Linked DNA regions of Homo sapiens: region 1 is linked to region 2. A link is a loop called in an ENCODE intact Hi-C map of the cell type or tissue named here. Cell type or tissue: ascending aorta. All regions are shown on one strand.

Region 1 (5,000 bases), 300 kb after region 2:
TGCCCCTTGGTAGAGGAGCCCAGCCTGTGAACTGAGCTCTACAGGGTATTCAGCAGAGAGTTCGCTTCCACCAGGAGAGATTGGGAGGCTTCATGGAGGAAGAAGGGTTGGGACTTGGATGTGGTGGGGTAGGGTGACGCTATAGGCAACCCATGAAGGTGCACGGCAGAGATGTACAGACAGTGGCTTGTTCCGAGAGTGGCAGGAACCTGGAGTGTACAGAGGGTTGTACGAAGAGACACTACAAAGTAGGTTGGGGTCTGGTTTTAGAGACTGAGATCTCTAGTCTGGTTCTCGGTGGGCAAGGGAGAGCCACTGTGAGGTTCTGAGCGAGGCAAGTGAAGTGGCCACTGTTCTGTGTTGGACACTGGTTCTGACAAAGGAAATGTAAGTGAAGCCTGTAGCTGGAGCAGCTCTTTGGAGACTGCTCTGCTGATCTAGACGAGAGGCAGGGCTGTGGTCCTTAGATGGGTGGGAGAGGGAGCAGAGTTGAGATGAGAAGAGTATTAGCAGAGTTAGAATCGACCAGGACCCAGCAAGGGCAGTGGGTGGAGGCGACTGAATAGAGGAATGAAAGGTGAGAAGGTTTGAGTCTCCGTTGTGTGACAGAGGCAGGGAGACACAGGAAATGACGAGGTTAGCTCCTAGTCACAGGACACATTATTGACAGTTTCAGATATTATAAGCTGTATCCCAGGGCCCTCTGACTTCAAAGTCTGGGTAATTTTCTCTTTTCGGTTCATGAAACAGATCTGTAGTTTATCCCATTTAGCACCGTAATTGTAAGAACTATTCATGAGACCAGTAGAACCTACAGAAACAAGTCCTGAGCTTTGCCCTTCTAAGTAGTAATAGATACATATGCTATTAAGTCAGTGGGAGCTACATCTTGCTCCCAGGTGGGGTGAGGGACAGTTAGTTTTGTGTGATGGAAAAAAGAATGGAATGGGAGGAGACTTTTAGTTCTAGCAGAGCCCTTCCCAGCTAGCTTTGTGACTAGGCTCTTGCGACACCCCGGCTTGGGTTTCTTTATGGATAATACAGGGGAGACAGGCCTGCTTTTAGTGTCACGACTCTGGCTGGGTAAGAGTTGCATGGTCATTTTGGATAGATAATTGAACCCTGAGCCTGACAACCCCTCATGCTTCTGCCCCAGGGCCTGGCTTGTCACCTTAATCCACAAACTCCGGCCCTGCTTTGGTTGATCTGCTCAGTGTCCATGTCAGCTTGTCAAATTAGAGAGGCAGTGTGATACACAGGGACAGATAAATTTTAGAGTCCAGCGAATTGGGCTGAGATCCTGGTTTTACCACTTACTAGATGTGTGGCAAATTGTGCAAATTGGCAAATTGTGTTTTAACTTTTTTGTATCTCATTTTCCTATTAGAATGTGGTCTTATGATTGGTACTTCTGGGATAGTTGTGAAGATGAGAGGTAGTGCAGGTAAAATGCCTGGTGGTGCATTAGTCAATAAATATCTATGTGGCAGATCAGAAATCTGCTTCTGCTGAAGGGGTCGGTGCTGTTCGTTTTCTGAATTTTCTGACAAGACTGGTTAGATCCTCCAAGGGGATCTGCTCCGGTCATGTCCTCAGGAGCTAGTGATGCCCGGACTGATGCCATCACTAGTCCAGCAGTGGTACTCAGTCTCAGGGATGCAGTGCTGCCGAGGGAGGCCTCGCAGCAGGGAGTGCAGGAACCAGCACAGGAGATTAGAACCAAGTTTTGAGCAGCAGCAAGACGCTGGAAATAAAGTGCATCCTAGTGTCTAATTCAAACAGATCATCACGGTGTGGTTTCAACAGAACATTTTCCCTTCCTTTCTTGCATGGGATTCTTATGTGAAATAGGAGCAATTCCTACAATGGTGCTGGCCCTCTGGGGGTTTCTTAGGGCCAGCTCTGCCTCTCCGCCTTCTCTGAACAGGCTGCCTGGGCAGGGCTCTGCTTTCTCATTTCAGATCTGCTAACTTCACATGTCACCTACTGCCGAGTCACTTTCCTGATGGATTCATGGGACTTTTCTGCATGCTATTTCTACAAATTCATTCTCTCTCCACGTAGGACAAAAAACATGCTTGGCATGTGCTTTGTGGAGTGCGGGGGTGCTGGGGTAGGGAGGCTGGTTAGTCAGAAGCAGCTGTTGAGTGAGCTTGAACATTCCTGGAGACTTGAGTTAGCTCCATGATTTTACCCATCTGTCACACCCTCCTGGGCATGTGACCTCCAGATTCTGAGTTGACCCTCATGTGGGAGAGAGATCTGTGTTTGAGTGAAGCAGCCCTGGAAACTACCTCCTTCCTGATGGAAACCCTTGATCTTCTCGGGATTGGTTTCTAGCCTCATTTGCCTTCATATTCCCTCTGTGCTCTTTACCACCACCCAGCTCTGAATACGGGGACAGGGAGGAGGTGGGGCAGGGAGATTCAGGATGGCTGACCCCTCATCTTCCTCATCCATCATTCTCTGGTTCTCATAGAATTAGGGCTGCACTGGGCCTTGGGGGATTCAGCCCATTCTTTTACTATAGAGTAGCACATTTCCTCATCAGATTTTTAAAGTGATTGACTTCACCATTGAGGAATTATCTTTATTTTGGGTCCCTCTAAGTTTCTTTCTTGGCTTTTGGCTAACCAGAAAGAGCAAGTCTGGGTTTGGAAGGGCTGACGTGGAAGCCCAGCAGGGAATGTGGGCAGACTTGTAGCTTCCTGCCCTGTACCCTGTCCTCTGAAAAGGCCTGTCCTGGCCCAGCAAATGTGCTGGGGTCAGAGCAGTGATGGAGGGGCTGGTTTTGAGCCCCTGGGGTTTCCAGGTTGTGCCAAGACCTTGTTTGGACTCAGTCCTTGGCGCGGCCCTGTTTCCTGACTCTGCCTGAGGAGAAGGGCCTTTCAGTGCAGGGAACTGGCTGGCCCTCTGTTGTCCTTGGCTCAGGGAGGCACAGTCTGCCTGAGGTGATAGTTCTATCGGAGGTTCTTGGGGAGCAGAGGTGGGCAAGGCCTTATGATGTTGCATGTTCCCAGTGTCTGGGCAACATTCTGACCCATTCCCCATTTGCTTTTCCAGCGTGGAAGCTGTAGTGGGACTATTCCCTATCTTCCTTGCTTTTTTTCCTTCCTCACGTATGTTGTCCTATGTGCTTGTGTCCTGCTCTCCCTTCCCGCGTGGCAACCTGCCTTTCCAGCTGCCCTGCGGGACTCCTTTTTCCCTTTGCTGCCCCCGCTCAGCTGGGTCTGACCTGCTTACCTGAATTCGAGGTTCCCGCGCTCCCACGGTGTTGAGCTGCTCTGTCAGGGAGGCACTGCCCTCCCAACGCGTCCTCAGGTTCTGTTGTGGTCGTAATCATCATAGAACACATGCTTATTGAACATGTGCTAAGGTGCCAGCTATGGTGCTGAAGAGTTTTATGCACATCTCTGTATTCCTGAATAGTAACTGTATGAGGAAGGTACCATTATTGTCCCTGTTTTATAGTTAAGGAACTTAAGATTCAAAGAGGTTAAAGTCACTTGTCGAAGTTCACAGAGGTAGGAGTTATTGGGGTTAGGATTCAGGTCCAGGGCAGTTTTCCCCCCAGAGCCCATAGAGGTAGAACAAGAAGCAGCTTTTGGGCTACAGAGCAGCTTCACTGTGATTTACCTCCTCCTCCTACTTTCTGCACGACCAGTTTCCTCTCTCCAGTGACAAAACAGCTGAAGCCACCAGATCTACAGAAGGAAGGGGGCTGAAGGCCCAGGCTGAGGGCAGTTAGGAGGACTACGTGACAGGGTGTGGACGTGCACTGTGTGTGCGTGCGTGCGTTTGTGTGCATGTGTGTTTGTGTGTGTGCACGTGTGTGTGTGTGTGTGCTGGGAGAAGGACAAAGCTTCCTCCAGTGCTAAAGCCTTCAGCAATTGTATGAAAAGCATGTGTTGCAAAACAATCCAGCATCAGGCGTTTGCAGGGCTTTAAGTAAAAGCTGCCCAAGCACGGGTGTGTTTGTTTTTTCCCTAGCTCTGATACCCTTTTGATCTGGTTTCCTTTTTTCTTTGGGCTTTATCTGGAGACGTGTGAAGAATTGGAGGCCGCGCTGGCTGTGTGTTTTGGCGGTGCTACTCTGGTTAGCCATGTGTGCCGGAGCTCTGGGGACTTCTGGGGGGTGAGCCACGTGGCAGCTCCTTAGGGCTCCTTCTTAGCGAGTCTCCCAGCAGATCTGCCAGAGCAGCAGGTCGGCAGCAGGAGCCCAGGTCCAGCGTTGCAGGGGTGGGGAAAACCATTTCCTGGCTGGAGAAGGCTGCTGCTGGGCTGGGTGGGCAAGTCCTGACACATTAGCGATCAGCCAACTGTTTTATTACCAGGTCTCCCATGGAGAAAACACTTCGTAAATCGAGGAGCTGTTACAAAAGTCGAATGGCAGCATCATTAGTGCCCAGCTTTCTGGAAATGTGGATTTCCTGACAGTTTTCTCACCTTCTCATCTTATAGATTTCCTGTCAGCCTGGATCATAGCCATGACAGCCTCCCCGTTCCCTGGCCTCTCTGTGCATGCACCTGTGCATGTGTGTATAAAGACAGAATTATTTAGACAAATGGCTTTCAGAAGTTCCGTCACAGATATACCCCATGTTCGTTTACAGTGAGTTTCACCCAACATTTGAGTCTATTTACTGAGAAATGGTTGGGAAGGAGCTGAAGAGCCACTGCAAATGATTGTAGATGGATGTGGTAACTTTTTGGGGTGAAAGATTTAGCAGCTCAGATGATAAGGTTAGATTAAGATAGCATTTAAAATGACATCTGCAAAGAGAGGCAGTTTTAATTAAGAGAATCTACTTCCAAACTCCCTACTCATGGGGAAACTAAGGCTCATGTACAGCGGCAGAATGAGGGTGATCAGTCTTCTTTCTATTTATTGACAGAAGACTCTATTTAATAAAGAGTGTATGGGCTGCCTATAATTCCAGCACTTTGGGAGGCCGAGGCAGAAGGATCACTTGAGCCCAAGAATTCAAGACTAGCCTGGG
Region 2 (5,000 bases):
TAATTAATTTCTCAAGTTCGCCTTCAAAACCAGACTCTGATCCCCCACTTTCAGCATAAGGGAACAGACCCAATAAGTTAAATTGAAGTTAAAAAAAAAAAAAAACCCTGGTCTGAGGTTTCCTAGGAACCCACTTGAATAGTGCACAATACAAACTCAACAGATATCTTCTGCCAGCTCTTTTCAATTTTCTCTGCTATGTGTGATATTTTCCATGGATGAGACCAGAGATGTTTGGTTGTAAATGATTGTCAGATGTTTAAACAATTTTGTTGCTGAAACATGATAATTTCCAGAAGCCCCTTTTCTGTACACGGTATCTTTTGCTAAGACCCACCACAAAGAAAATGAGTTGTACCAGAAGAATGGCAGAAGATCTGGAAATTAACTAAAAAAAAAAAATGGACCATAACATGCCTCAAACAAAACAAAAAAAATCATTAATAAGAAACAAGCCAGTTTCTAAGGGTCATGGAAAGAATACACATTGAGTTCCCAGCAGCTGGCTATGTTTCAAAGTCAGTAACCTCCAACTTGTCAGGGAAGATTGTGGTTAATGCTGTGAAAGACATGTGCTGAAAGATTTCTGGTTGCCCTTAAATTCCTGAATTTCTAGTCAGGATATCATACCACACATGTGCAAAACAGAAAAGTCTGGTAAAGTCTAAGTGGGTCCTGCTGTAAGTGTATAAAATCTTAACTTATAAAACCAATACATTAGATAATCACATATCAAAAAAGGATTAACTCAAAAATATTTTTAAATAAAAATTTCCCTACTCACATAGTAGGTTGAATCATATGAAACTGCAAATATTTGACTCTTTTTGACCCAAAAACCCCCAAATTCTGGCAATTCAAGCTATACATTTCATTAACAACATTGGCACTAAAAATTTAAAGAGAGTATTAGGAATCCCTACAAAAGGTTGCAGAAATAAAATTTTTAAAAAATATATTTCTCAAATTACAAAGTCAACAGGAAATTATTTTGTTCAATGTTTTCTATTTTTAGATGTATAATTTTTTTCAGTGACATACCTATAGCCTCTTTTAATCTGAATACCACAGGATATAATCAGTGATAACTAAGAAGAATTTTTTTTTTTTTTTTTTTTTTTTGAGACAGGGCCTCACTCTGTAGCCCAGGCTGGAGTGCAGTGGCAGGCACAATCTCGGGTCACTGCAACCTCCACCTTCTGGATTCAAGTGATTCATGTCTCAGCCTCCCTGGTAGCTGGGATAACAGGCGTGTGCCACCACGCCCAGCTAATTTTTGTATTTTTTGGTAGAGATGGGGTTTCACCTGAAGTAAGAACTTCAGTAATAAATTTGGCAATGCCTAAAATAATAGTAATACACTTCATGTTTGTTTATTGTTTATATTTCAAAGTAGCTTTAAATGAAATGACTCTATTAAGCCATTTCTCCAAATCCTTTGTGTGAAAATGAGACAAAGATGGAAGAAAGAGAGAGAAAGAAAGAAGGAAAGATGGACTAATTTTAATTATCGAAATTTAGACACCCAAATGAGCATTGTCTTTCAAAGGACTCCCTATAGCTACATATCTAATTCCAAGTGACGCTGCCACACTGATCAGAACGTTCATGGAATTCCTCTTTGGAATCACTTTCCAAGTTACATAAGAAAACCAGTACATTCTTTAACAGTCATATTTTTTTCTTTTTCTTTTTAAATTCCAAAACGGGGTGTCTAGCTAGATCAGTTGGTAGAGCATAAGACTCTTAATCTCAGGGTCATGGGTTTGAGCCCTACGTTGGGCGCTGTGTTTCCCAGCATTTTGGGAGGCCGAGATGGGCAGATCACTTGAACTCAGGAATTCGAGACCAGCCTGGCCAACATGGCAAAACCCCGTCTCCACAAAAAAATACTAATATGAGCCAGGTGTGGTGGCGCATGCCTGTAGTCCCAGCTACTTGGGAGGCTGAGGTGGGAGGATCACTTGAGCCTAGGAGGTGGAGGCTGCAGTGAGCTGAGAGCGCCACTGCACTCCGGCCTGGGTGACAGAGTGAGACCTTGTCTCAAAAAAAGAAAGAAAGAAAGAAAAGAAAAGAAAATGGCACCAACCAGCTTATTGATCTACTTAGTTCCAGATGCTTTTTGACTATTTGCTAAAATGTGTACATACATGCATACATAAAAATAAAATAAAAACGACTCGGGAAAGGAAAATATTTTTACACTGAGGATACCCAAGAATGCCGGGTACATTCTCCCACTTTCCCTTTTTGTCTGCTTATTACCCACTTCCTCCAGCAGTACCCTCCACCTTCTGACAGAAAACCAGGTCTCTTCTCTGTAAACCAAGGTGGTTCGAAATGAGATGGTGGGAATGTCCCTTACAACGGCCAGCCCCAATCCCACCGGGAGTAACTTCGACATATTCCTTTACTCTTTCTGCTTCTTTTAACATATCTGAAAATGGAAAGTAGGTAAACTGCACCTACTTCCTCAGAAGGTGGAAGGGATTCGTGGTGTAATCTCTCTACGTGGGCGGAAACACACTGTAAGCACCCAAATAACAAAATGTAAATGTCTAGCAAGTATATAAAAAAACATCAGGAAAGGTTTTTTGTTTGTTTTTGTTTTGTTTTGTTTTTGTTTTTGTTTTTCATATAAAAGGCCAAAAGTAGGGAAGTGACAGAAAGGCTGATTGCCGACCTTTTCAGAGCTTACTTATTTTAAACAATTACACTGACTCATAAAATAAAAGTATTTCTTGTGCCCCGGTCAAAAGCAAGTGGATTTTTACTTTAAGGGTGAATAATAAGAATGCTTTGGGGATGACGAATAAAAGGGCTTCCCCCGGCTAGCCGAGGCGGAGCCATCGGGGATATACCATCTCTCCTCGTCGATCTGGAAGGCTTTCTGAAGGAACTGGGGTTTGTGTCCCTGGCACGCCCGGGACCTGCGTGGGGCTCAGCGCGCTGCCAGGCGACCTCAGCAGCCCAGAGCTTCAACGGTTGCTGTGGCAACAGGCCGCCCAGAGCAGCAGTCAAAGTCCCTGCGTGAGCGACTGCACTTCCCAAGCGCGGAGAGTCTGCCCAATGAGTTCCGCCCTCTCTAGCGCGCTTTCTGTGATCCACCAATCAGGCTCTGCCACGCCCGAGCTGAGTGGTCAGCTTGCCTGGGAGGGCGGGGTTAGGGTGCAGAAACAGGACGGAGAAGGGGGCTGTATTTCCCCTGGCGTGTGAAATGGATGTTAGTGACTAAAGCTCAATTTTCCAGTTAAGGGAGGAGCCGAGACTTTTAAGTCGAGTGTTCCTGTGGGGCCAAAAGGATGGTTTCAGAGAAATCCCAGGAAGTGAGAGTGCTGGGATATGCGAGGGGCCCACGGAGCCCTCCCCTGCGTGTCTGAGATCACACCCTGCGGGTACCCTGCCGTCGTGTGCTGAAGGAGGTGACTGGATCTCGACTCCAGAGTTTGCTCCTGAGATCGAAAAACAAAACAACCCAATAATAGTAATGACAGCCCTGGGTGGGGACAGTTGCAGCAGGTCTCATGAGAAACTCACTAATTTTGTAGGTTCAGGGAAGGCGTGGGCATGTTGGTGAAGTAAGGTTCTGAGTGGAAGAAGAAAATGCTGCTTCTGGGGAAGAGAATACCGTCAGAAGGAAGGAAAGAAAGGAGGGAGTGGGAGGGGAGGGGAAATCAAGGGAGAGGAGAAGAGGGGAGGAGGGAAGGTGAGGTGAGGTGATTGGTATTCTGCCAATCCCATTCTGCACACTAGTGAGACCTAGCAAGGACTAGAGTTTCAGGGGGAAAATACGAGAATAATGAAAGATAACAGAGAGGAAAGAAAAAAGAAATAATTGAAAAGTTTGAAAGAAGAAAGACAACAGCTGAACCAATGGAGGTGAAAATAGAAGGAAATGAAAATTCTGCAAGCTTTTGTTTCATGGATAAAAGGACTGTATTTTCTGGTCCATTATCAGGATACAAGATGGAAAAAAAAGCTATTGAACTTGTGGAGAAAGTGGCTGGTTTAAATTAGTCCTGTCCCTGAAAATCCAAGCTGCGTGTTTGTCAGTCTTATGGCTGATTTAACTCATAGGCCCAGGAGAGAAAGGATAGAAGGAAGCCTGAATGACCAGCAAAGAATCTGCATCCAATCAACACTCAGAGCATGTATGCTACATTCTTCAGAAACCTTCAGGAGTCATAGACTGTGGTCAGTTCTTCGTCAGAATTATTTTAGATTTACTTCAGTTGTTTTTTCATCAAATGCACATAAAACATGGAATTGTTCTTAGCTGTGCAGACCTTGTCTATTTTCTGAAAGGAAAAACAATGTTAATTTTTAAAGCCCTACATACATTACATCTTTGTACTTTTCAAATCATTGTGTCACCCCCTTCCCTTCTCTTTTGAAGGTGCCTGGCTGAATCTCTCCTATTCTCACAATGGCTTTGCCTCCATTCTGCTGAAGTCGCTTCCCATTGCTCACATTATTATACTGTTTTTACTTCACTTCCAAGCTTGTTTCTGACTACACAAAGGGTGCTGTAATTCTGAGTTCCCTATATATAGAGTTGCTTTTCCAGGAACATTATTAATAAAAGGAAAGGTCTTCCTTTTCCATTATGGAGATATACCCATGTTACGTTGTGCTTTGATGATCTGGGCTCTGACTTATAAAACCAGTGTTACTATAATTTTCACATCTTTGAGCAGCTCTGCCCAGTCAGTTCCCCATAGGTCCCTCGGGAGTTTTTCTTGTTTTATTTTTGAATCTTAGCTGGAATCTATCTTCATTAGGAGTCTAGCGTCTTGTTCTCCGTAGAGCTCTGAAATGGTATAACAGAGAAAGGGGTACTAGAAACAGCAGGCTGACTCTCTTTAATTTTCTTTTTCTTTTTTTTTTTTTTTTTTTGAGACGGAGTCTCGCTGGTCGCCCAGGCTGGAATGCAGTGGCGCAATCTCGGCTCACTGCAAGCTCCGCCTCCCAGGTTCACGCCATTCTCCTGCCTCGCCCTC

The links. Peaks named below come from ENCODE experiments on the same cell type or tissue, not always from the same donor. Only the 100,000 strongest peaks of a DNase experiment are listed, where the experiment ranks them.
Region 1: it touches region 2 in a loop (4-fold over the local background); 5 of 110 quality-filtered maps call a loop at or near these places.

Annotation. Positions count from the first base shown.
Region 1 is chr1:165,896,922-165,901,921 of GRCh38, forward strand. All of the region lies in intron 4 of UCK2 (uridine-cytidine kinase 2), which reads left to right. Among named protein-coding and RNA genes, the nearest start is that of MIR3658, 8.5 kb to the right of the region's middle. RefSeq lists an enhancer at 1,600-2,799 and a silencer at 3,771-4,065. In ascending aorta, no CTCF peak of the experiment used is centred here; DNase peaks (open chromatin) are centred at 2,070, 2,840 and 4,101; H3K4me3 peaks cover 1,488 bases; H3K27ac peaks cover 4,556 bases.
Region 2 is chr1:165,595,201-165,600,200 of GRCh38, forward strand. It overlaps the pseudogene TRK-CTT13-1. Among named protein-coding and RNA genes, the nearest start is that of LRRC52-AS1, 16 kb to the left of the region's middle. RefSeq lists a silencer at 983-1,190. In ascending aorta, no CTCF peak of the experiment used is centred here; a DNase peak (open chromatin) is centred at 3,091; H3K4me3 peaks cover 1,495 bases; H3K27ac peaks cover 1,444 bases.